Regions from separate parts of the Homo sapiens genome. Here region 1 is linked to region 2. Evidence: chromatin loops called from intact Hi-C (ENCODE). Cell type or tissue: transverse colon. All regions are shown on one strand. Links, peaks and the distances in the headings refer to the core of each region. The heading gives the core; the rest is flanking DNA. Region 1 overlaps LINGO2 (leucine rich repeat and Ig domain containing 2). Region 2 overlaps LINGO2 (leucine rich repeat and Ig domain containing 2).

The links. A loop is a pair of places that touch in the nucleus more often than their neighbours do. Peaks named below come from ENCODE experiments on the same cell type or tissue, not always from the same donor. Only the 100,000 strongest peaks of a DNase experiment are listed, where the experiment ranks them.
Region 1: it touches region 2 in a loop (5-fold over the local background); 6 of 110 quality-filtered maps call a loop at or near these places.

What each region holds. Positions count from the first base shown.
Region 1 is chr9:28,972,934-28,978,327 of GRCh38, forward strand. All of the region lies in intron 1 of LINGO2 (leucine rich repeat and Ig domain containing 2), which reads right to left. Among named protein-coding and RNA genes, the nearest start is that of MIR873, 87 kb to the left of the region's middle. In transverse colon, for the core only: no CTCF peak of the experiment used is centred there; no DNase peak of the experiment used is centred there.
Region 2 is chr9:28,912,149-28,917,542 of GRCh38, forward strand. The region is part of intron 2 of LINGO2 (leucine rich repeat and Ig domain containing 2); the gene reads right to left. Among named protein-coding and RNA genes, the nearest start is that of MIR873, 26 kb to the left of the region's middle. In transverse colon, for the core only: no CTCF peak of the experiment used is centred there; DNase peaks (open chromatin) are centred at 2,713, 3,283 and 4,423; H3K27ac peaks cover 2,686 bases.

The DNA.
Region 1 (5,394 bases), core at 139-5,138, 61 kb after region 2:
TGAGAGCTGCAATTCAAGATGAGATTTGGGTGAATACACAGCCAAACCATATCAGGAGACAAAATAAAAAAGAATGAAAAACAATAAAGCATGCCTATAAGATGTAGGAAATAGTTTCAAAAGGGCAAATCTGAGTTTTCAGCCTAAAGGGGAGGTAGACAAGGACATAGGGGTAGAATGTTTTTTCAAGGAAATAATAACAGAGAACACAAACCAAAAGAAATATATCAGTATCCAAATCCACGAAGGTTATAGAACACCAAGCACATTTAAACCAAAGAAGACTACCTCAAGGCATTTAATAATCAAACTCCCAAAGATCAAGGATAAAGAAAAGATCCTAAAAACAGCAAGAGAAAAGAAACAAATAACATACAATGGTGCTCCAATATGTCTGGAAGCAGAGTTTTCAGTTGGAACCTTACATGCCAGGAGAGAGTGGTGATATGATTTGGCTGTGTCCCCACCCAAATCTCACCTTGAATTGTAATAATCCCCACATGTCAAAGACAGGGCCAGGTGGAGATAATTGAATCATGGGGGTAGTTCCACCATACTGTTCTCATAGCAGCAAATAATTCTCATGAGATCTGATGGTTTTAGAAATGGCAGTTCCCTTGCATAAACTCTCTCTTGCTGCTGCCATGTAAGATGTATCTTGCTCCCCCTTTGCTTCTGCCATGATTGTGAGGCCTCCCCAGCCATGTGGAACTGTGAGTCAATTAAACCTCTTTCCTTTATAAATTACCCAGTCTCAGGTATGTCTTTATTAGCAGCATGAGAACAGACTAATACAAGGTCATGGCATATTTAAAATGCTGGAGGAAAGCCACTTTTACCTTATAATAGTGTATCCAGCAAAAATATCCTTCAAACATAAAGGTTAAACAAACGCTTTTCCAGACAAACAAAAGCTGAGGGATTTCATCAACATGAGACCTGTCCTACAAGATATGTTAAAGTGAGTACTTCAATCAGAAGAAACGAACATTAATGAGCAATAAATAATTACCTGAGGGTATAAAACTCACTGGTAATAGTAAGTACACAAGACACACAAAATATTATAACACTGTAACTGTGGTGTGTAAACTACTCTTATCCTAAGTAGAATGACTAAATGATGAACCAATTCAAAATAGTAACTACAACAACTTTTCAAGATATAGGCAGTACAACAATATATAAATAGAGGCTGGGTGTGGTGGCTCACACCTGTAATCCCAGCACTTTGGGAGGCCAGGCAGGCAGATCACAGGTCAGGAGATCGAGACCAGCCTGGCCAATATAGTGAAACCCCATCTCTACCAAAAATACAAAAAAGTAGCTGGGCGTGGTGGCGGGCACCTGTAATCCCAGCTCCTCGGGAGGCTGAGGCAGGAGAATTGCCTGAAGCTGGTAGGTGGAGGTTGCAGTGAGCCAAGATTGTGCCACTGCACTCCAGCCTGGGCGACAGTGGAAGACTCTGTCTCAAAAACAAACAAAAAAAAGATATAAATAGAAACAACAATAAGTTAAAATGTGTGGGCTGGAGGAGGAAGTTAAGGCTTAGTATTTATTAGTTTTCTTTTTTATTGCTTATGCAAACAGTGTTAAAAATGGGAGTTCCCTTGTTATTAAAGTAATGGGTTATAAGATAGTATTTGCAAGCCTCATGGTAAGGTCAAACCAAAAAATATACAATGAATCCATAAAACTTGACTTTCATTTGAGAACACTAAGATATTCCAGACATTGCAAGTGGACACAGATGTCAGAATTTCATAGTAACACCAATGAAAGGAAAAATAATTAGTTTTTATTGAGTACCTGCTATGTGCCTGGTACTGTATTTGTATTATCTCATATCTAGCCTTCTACTTGCAAAGTTCTTAGACACTATTATCCCTATTTTAAAGATGAGAAAATCCTGACTCAAAATTAAGACATTTCCATTGTCATGAAGATAGTGAATAACGGAGCCAGAATTGGTATTCATTTTCATTGGACAAGTCAGAATTTCTTGGACTGTATTGCTTGCTTTGCTGTAAATGACTTGGTAACCTCAATGAGTAATTTGAAATATCTGGGCCCTAGGTTACTCAAATGTAAACATATAGAAGCTATCAACTGAAAGGACAATTGTGAAGGCATTAAGATGCACATAGTATGACTTCCTTAACTTCTGAAAAAGTACCGAAGAATCACACCAAGGTGCAAGATAAAGGCTTGAGGTTGCCTGAGGTTGGTCTAAGATGCTGATTTCTCAGCTACTGGTGTGATTTACACAAAAGAGAAAGAAAATTCTTAGGAAAAGCAGAGAAAAAAAACCCCCATAATTTATAGCCTCTAAGTTAATAGAAAGACAATGAACCTAATTAGTACATTTGACTCCAACTTAATCTATATTTTAAGGCTGATGACCTATGAACCTCAAGTAGTGACTCAGATGGTTAATGTAATATAAATCCAGGAGTAATAGAGAACTTCCAGAATGACTGTGGCGTAACCTAAACTTTTAATATTAGAAAAGAAGGCTACTGGCCTTAAAATTTCTGCTATAACTTGCCAGTGCCTAGTGCCACTTGCTCTGTGGCATACATTTATGAAATGGCACTGCTTCCTACATGCAAAAGTAGAAACAGCCATGTTATGCAAAATTATCTATGACATCCAACCCACTGGGGCTCATATACAACTTATGGTTTCATTATGCAGAATTATAATGGGTCTTAATATTCTATTACTCCTTGGCTCTAATACCTTTTCATCAACGTAAGGACCTTAAGATTAGGTCTTTGCTTAGATTGGCTAGCATTGTCACCCTGGAAACTCTAGTGTCCTATGGAATTACACAAATTGATAATCTAAAGATAGCAAGCATGTCAGAAATTTCAGAAGTAGTTACAATGTATTTGTTAATAATTCATGGTTAGCAACAGGGATATGAAATTACAAATGACTGAACTTCAGTTTCCTGATCATATATGATTACTTAAGTAACTGTAAGTCTTCAGCACTCACTGTATCAATTATGCAACATCTTAGGTGATTGATTTTTATTGGTCTCTGCCTGAGTTAACTTAATTTTTCAGTTGTCTTTCTTCCAGATTCTTCTTAGAATTGTTGTCAAACAAGAAATTAAATTATATTTTTCTCCCATTACCTACTTGTAGGCTGTGATCCTCCTTTGACAAGTCCAAACGCTTTTATCAGAGGATAAATAGATGGTGCCTTAAGAAGAGTAGAACTGAGACATTATTAAAGGTCAGGGGGCTGCTTTCTCAGTTTCCAATAAGCAAGTGGCCCCATCTAATTCCTTCAAGCATACCTGAGCTATTTTTCCTTTAAATATAAAGTAACAACATAGAACCCTAGACAGTGATCTCAGCTATACTTTTCTCTTTGTGCCTAATGTAAATGTTATTCCCAAACCATCTCAGAAGCAATAAACATTTAGTCCATTCATTGTCATACCATGATCTGGAGAAAAGTGGATCTAAAATCTGTACTATGGGAAGATCATGCAATTGATAGAGATAAGCATATAAGCCCACCACATAAGAATGTAACCACATTCAACATTGCACAATAACTGATTCTTGAGACTAAGCAATAAAAATTGCACCTGTTTTTAATCACTTCTTACTAGACTTAAATTTAAGGTACACTTTGTGACAAAAGGCACCATCATATTGAATTTCCCTCATGTTATCTATAGAGAAAACTATTTCAAAACACTGATAGGATAGGATCAGCTATATAAGATATTGGTGTTAACTCATAAAAATGCTGAGCTCTAAATGAGCCAAAGAACACAGTATTGCTATTTCCTAAGCTGCAGTTCAGGGAAGCCTGCATCATTAAAAAAAAAAGAATTCTTATCTCCAATTGATGTTTATTACTCTCAAGTTTTGAGGAAAAAAGGAATGAAATGGTCTATCAGTTCTCATTAACTCAGAATATAAAAATATCTGGTAGACTCATGGCAGATGGCTTGAATTAGTCATACAATGTGGCTAAGGCTTTAGTGGCAATTTATATTTTGTTAGAAGGAAATAACCAGTGATATACTGTCATTTCAGTTAGCGTTTATAAATGTAAAAAATAAGCTAACATTGAAAATTTTACTAAGGTCACCTTGCTCTACTTTTTCTGATTAGGAGTTCTGTAACTTATATGAATAATTTATTAGAAAAAGTTACCAATCTTCTCATAACTCAGGTACTCTGATGAGAAAAAATTTACAAACATAAACAGAATTCTAGGATAACTCACCTAGCAAAACTATGGTTAAAATAATGAAAGCCATGTAATACACATCCCAATAAGGGGCATTTGTCTATATTATATACAAATGGAGAACGGCTTCTGTCCTGCATAAGTTCCTTTTTTAATCAACACAGGGTAAATTTCTTATCTCTGTGGGAGGAGGAGTAGGCTTCAGAAGTTATTGCTTCATAATCCATAGGGATGTTTTCAGTTTACCAGACAGACTGTACTGATAGGTGTGAATTTTATAAGTTCATTATGTTTATGATTTTTGAAAGCATAAAGTGATTTTTAAATATTTTTCTTTAATTTTATAATAATAGCGACCTGCATTTCATACAATTTAATTTTCTGTTAACTATTTATAGTGTTATGGCACAGTTTTGCTGCATTGCCCTGATGTATGATTTCTAATTCTTTGGATATGACCAAATCAAAGCTCAAACTAAAAGAAATTTGTATATAAGTATACATCACTGTATACATACATGTAAAATGGCATTGTAAGATCCCGTTTTTCCCCGTAGATGGACATTACAGTTTAGTCCAAGCCAGAAGGTAATTGGGTCAACCACACCTGGACTCTGAGGATTTTAAATTCTAGTGTCAAAAAACTGCTTCTGACACATTGAGCTGAGCTGAACCTCATGCTAGGTTCACTGCGAGCTGAATTCTGGCTGAGCAGTATAAATGATGTGGCTGTCTTGAAACAAAGCCTTCTGAATTCTCAAACTGACAGGATCTATAAAAACTTGGAGAGAATTCAGAGGAAGCCATTTCCATAATCACAGAACTGGGAAGCCAGAACCACTGGAAAATGAAGAAACTTATTTTATTCATTAAGGGATAGTAGATGGCATCATTAAAGAAAAGTTATATTGATGTAAAAAAATGTTATTTAGACTATGGCAATGAAATCTTTTCCATTTCCACTATATATGTGAACAGTAAAATATTCTCTTTGGGGAATTGGAAATATATAAAAACTCCCTGAAACCCAAAGTCATTAAATATTGGATGTACTGGATTGTCAAATATTAGAATGAGTTATTAAGTTGAATGTGAAATCTGATGTTTTGGCAGCCCACATTAATTTTCTTCTCCCTGGGGTGGAGTGAGAACAACTGTAACTAAAAATAGTGC
Region 2 (5,394 bases), core at 336-5,335:
CTTTTAACTCCAGATCGTTATAATTGCAATAATTTATCAATAAAGCTAAAAGCCTATAAAGTGAAAAATGAAAACCTGGAAGTGACAGTGAAAGACTAACTTGTCAAATGACTGGTGGTCAAGCAGCAGTCAGTTCTATGAAAAACCTGTGCTGCCCATACTTTTCTTTTTTGCCTTTGTTGGGTTTGTTCCTTTTTTTTCAGCCTAAATAACCTTGCCTCCACTCATCTAGTCATTTACATATTCTCTCTCTCCATGCCTGGTAAGCTGTTCTGTCTTCTTTTTTATACTCTGGCAGGCAACTCTTCTGTATTATTATGGAGAATCAGCCATTATAGAATAATAAATTATTGTTTGCTGCTCACCCTGGAAGATATGTGACAGTTGCCCATAGGAGAAACAGATAAAGTGGAAATCTACATCCACTAACTGGACAAGTAACCCTTATGGAATTTTATTCAAGGCTCATGCTTTAACCATTATTTATTTTCTCCTCACATATAGTCTTCATTGACATCATGTGTCTTCATTAGTAATCACTGATGCTTCTCCTTATTACCTCAGTCTTGGCTAGTCTACAAAACGACAGCCTGTATAAGGTGTTCCTTAAATATATTTCATGCTTAGACCATGCAGTATATTTTAAATCAAATCATCTCAACTATTTTGTGATAATCATAAAAGATATGTCCTACTTCCTGACTTTTGGATTCATGACATCACCTCCTGGCCTTCTTGAGATTGTGTGGAATCTAGTGAATGTTGTGCAGAAGTTATGTGTGTGACTTTTAATTGTTGGTGCTAGATCTTTCACATCTCTCATTTCCTTCTGGCACAATAACCAGCCACATTCTTTATGGTGGCGGTGTTGAAAGTTAGTTAATTAACATTATATTTTGAGGTATTTCCTCTGTACAGTTTACACTCAGTTTCAACTGATCTAGACAATAATTATCTTTTTCTTTCAGGTACTCCAAACTAAATGATCTGTTCAATAAAATCCTCATTTTGAGGTAGACAATCTCAAACATATGTTCCTAACAGGATGAAAATCTCTGTTATCATCATAATAATTCCATTATTATAACATGTGATGTAGTAATTATTAATGATTTTATTATCCACATGTCTATTTGTATAAATGCCTGTTCAGTGAAATAGAATTTTATATTCTAGCAAATCATGGTTTAGCTAGTCTTTTAAGGGAAACTAAGGCAAAAGCAAGGTTTCCAGTAGGTTTATTGAAATACTAACCTTAATGCTCCTTAAATCATACTCAATGAAATTAGTACTGTTGCATGATATGTCAACCATATTTTATAATACTTTACGTTATACAATATTATATAGGCATCTTTGTTCAAGGATTCAAACCCTTAAAATGTGAATGTGTACTTAAAATCTCCAATGTATAGATAGTATAAAGAACGCTTTAAAATACCTTTAATCAAAATAGAGAAAGAATATTGGGTATACATACATGAGTCTAAATAGTTGTAGATTTGTCAGGTCCTTACATCCCATATTTCCTCCAAAATTAAAGTCTCCCTTTTTTGTGATAATCTGATAATACTTGTTGTTTTATAATGCTTATTACATATTCACTACTTAAGAAACAAGATGTGCATAATTTTGCTATTTACCTGCTTTAGTGTTCCTGGACTCAGCATTGAAAGTTTTCATGACCAAGTAATACGTTATAGTGAGTACAATTTCATTTTAGATTCTGCAAAATAGAGCAAATGTATCAGAGAGCACATGATTTTTTAATTAAAATGGTACGTATACATGATAGTCACTATCATTTAATTGTACTTTTGAATACTGACATATCGGCTTCATTGTTTCCATGTTTTCTCATAGAAAAAATTTAGAAGTCACAATTTATGCCACTCTCACTTTCCAAGAGAAAACAGACTTTCCTGTGATAAAGCATACAACAAGAAAATAACTCATTAAAACATGAATGCATAAAAGGGCAGAAACCCATTAGCTACAATACAATGTGTGTAATTCTTGAAACCTGATTTTTATGATCTAAATACATTTGTGTATACAAACAGATAGCATAAATGTACAGGATAAAATAAAACATATAACCAAAAGGAGGGAGAATAAACACTTTAGACAGCACAGACCAGATAAAAGTATCTTTCTTTTGGCCAAAACGCTATATATACTATGAATTTAAAGTAAGGTTATGGACTTTATGTGTGGGATTTATAACTGAGTTAGCTATCAATATCAAGCAGTTATCAAACCTATATCAAGAAGCATTTAATTTTAGGATATTTAGACCATTTTCTTATGCAAATAAAACAAAAATAAAAAACTCATCCAAGAAAATCTACAGATCAATATTAGCTTGAGACAAACATAACTACAGCTGATCCTTGAACAATTAATTGGGTTTGAACTGTGCAGGTTCACTTATACATGGATTTTTTTTTCAACCAAACACAGATTGAAAATTTGATATTTGCAGGATGTGAAACCTCATATACAGAGGGCCAATTTTTCATATATTTGGGTTTGACAGGGTCTGCTGAAGGACTTGAGTATGAGTAGATTTTGGTATCTTCCAGTGTCCTGGAACAATCCCTCCTGTATGACAAGGGATGGCTGTATACAGTTACAAGTACAGATCAAACTTTACAATCACTAACCCAAACAGTCCTGGATGTTTTAAAGATAGTCACAAACGCTGGGTGCGGTGGCTCACGCCTGTAATCCCAGCACTTTGGGAGGCCGAGGCAGGCGGATCACAAGGTCAAGAGATGGGAGACCATCCTGGCCAACATGGTGAAACCTCATCTCTACTAAAAATACAAAAATTAGCTGGGCATGGTGGCACACGCCTGTAGTCCCAGCTACTTGGGAGGCTGAGGCAGGAGAATTGCTTGAACCCGGGAGGCGGAGGTTGCAGTAAGCCGAGATCATGCCATTGCACTCCAGGCTGGCGACAGAGCGAGACTCTGTCTCAAACAAACAAACAAAAAATAAATAAATAAAAATGAAAATAAAGTTAGTCACAAACTTTGAGGACACAGAAAGCTCAGGAAAAGTACCCAATGCTTAGCAAGCATTAATCAAGTTTATTTTTTCTGTCTTCTATTATGAAATCATCTGTTCACAGTCACTTCTTCAAGAAAGGCACGGGTTCTCAAATTTGATTGTTCATTTGAAACACCTGCAGGGCTTGTTAAAACACAGATTACTGGGTCACTGCAGAGTTTCTGAATCATAGGTCTGGGGTGTGGCTTGAGAATCTACCTTAGTAACATATTCTAAGGAGATAAGGAAGCTGCTGGACCAGTGACCACACCTTGAGAATCATTAACTTAGTGACTTAAAAGCCCTCAGTATCACCATATTTACATATGTGTGTTTTCAAGTACTTTCTGTTGGGCCTCACTTAACTTAAAGATTACTTCAATAGTATTGAAATAGACTTGTGTATTAAAAGTAAATATGTGGGTAAATGTAATTCTTACTGTAAGGGTACATGAAGAATGCTGGTCACTTAGGAGATACTTTATCAGTGAATCACATAGTTCAAATGTTCACTAAATAAATTCTAACTGAAGGCCTAAGGTATACTAGAGACCAGATTTACCAAGATAAATAAGATATGTATTATCCCTGTCCTGAGAGTTTAGAATCTAGCAGAGGAGACAGAATAAAGAAGTATAAGCATGGTAATCACATTAATACATAACTGATAAAATCTTCAAGTTTCTGCTAATGTCTCAAGATATCCTGTAAAATCTCTGATAAACGGTCGCGAATTTCTGGCTTGGCTCTGTAAACTAAAAATAAAGTTCTAAGCCTTCCCAGCCAACCAAATGGACCCTCCTCTTGGCCAAGGGCTTTCCAAAGTCAATCTGAAACACCAGTTCAGGCCATGGTGCAAATGGGTGGTCAGACATGCCTTCCTTACACCCCACTTCTCTTTGGAATTCAGGCATGATTGACCAGCACTAACATTTAAAACAGAGAACTTAAGACTGACAAAGCAGACGCTTTGTTACAATAATATACCGACATGACAGACAGCAGGCCCCGAGAGAAATCAAAGTATTTCACCCCCGAATTTGTTTCTTTGACATATTTTGAAATGACCCTGTAAAGCTGTCTTTTGTGGGGAAAATCTACATTCTGTAGAGAATTCTCTTCCTTTCTAGGTCTTTTTCCTGATCCAGGAGAGAATTAACTAAGAGCCTGGCATCTTTTAACGTCTGATAAGAAACATTTACAATCTATTCTCTCTGAAGCCGGCTACCTGGAGGCTTCCCCTGCAGAATGAAAACCTTGGTCTCCAAAACCTCTTATCTTAGTCCAAACACTCCCTCCTTCTATTGACTCTAGTCTTTAGATAAACTCTTTCAACCAATTGCCAGTTAGAAAATCTTTTAATCACCTGGAAGCCACACCCCCATCCCTACACAATTGCTTCCAGTTGTCTTGCCTTTTAGGGCTGAGCCAATGTACCATCCATGTATTGATTGACGTTTATGTCTCTCTATAACATATAAAACCAAGCTGTAGCCCAACCACCTTGGGAACATGTTCTCAGGATCTCCTGAGACTGTGTTATGCACATGCCCTTAGCTTTGGCAAAATAAACTTCTAAATTAATTGAGACTTGTTTTATACTTTTTGGTTTACAGGTTCCATTTTAAATAGGTGTATATTCTACACTGTGAATAGCCCTTGTCTTCCACCTTTCTGTGGTCATATTTTCCTCAATGTCTAAAGGAAATGATTCAAGAACACATCCACCAATACTGGGGAAAGTGCTCTTCTCAATATATGTAAGGATTTTGGAAGATAAGGTGGGAGTAAACACTAATGTTCAACTAATAATTCCCACATCCGTTGCTGCATTAATCTCCATGTCTTACTTCCCTTTCTACCTTTTGTGGTTGTCATGAATTATCTTTGAATCTCAGCCCTGTGGAAAATGTTGTCTAAAACAGAAAGCTGCTGTGTGTATCAGACCCTGAAAATTGGAAGTTAATGAGTGAGAAGTGGGAAACTATATCACCGAAATAAAATAATAACTAAAAATTAAGTAGTAAACATTATTATTATAAAACACCCTAAGATATCCAACTATGGAGAATTTCACAATTTATATCTACCTCAGCCTTCCAACATGTTAAGAGGCCTGCTTTCCTCTGTTTTATTGCTTCTCACATTTATTGTCTTTCTCCCAGTTCTAGGTTTCTCCATTTTCCACCCATCCATTCAGAAACAAAACTCAAAAAAAAAAAATTGTCATTAGAATAGGTTTTTTTGGGTTTTTTTTTCTTTTTGGTGAGAAGGAGTTTTGCTCTTGCTGCCCAGGCTGGAGTGCAGTTGTGGGATCTCGGCTCACTGCAACCTCCACCT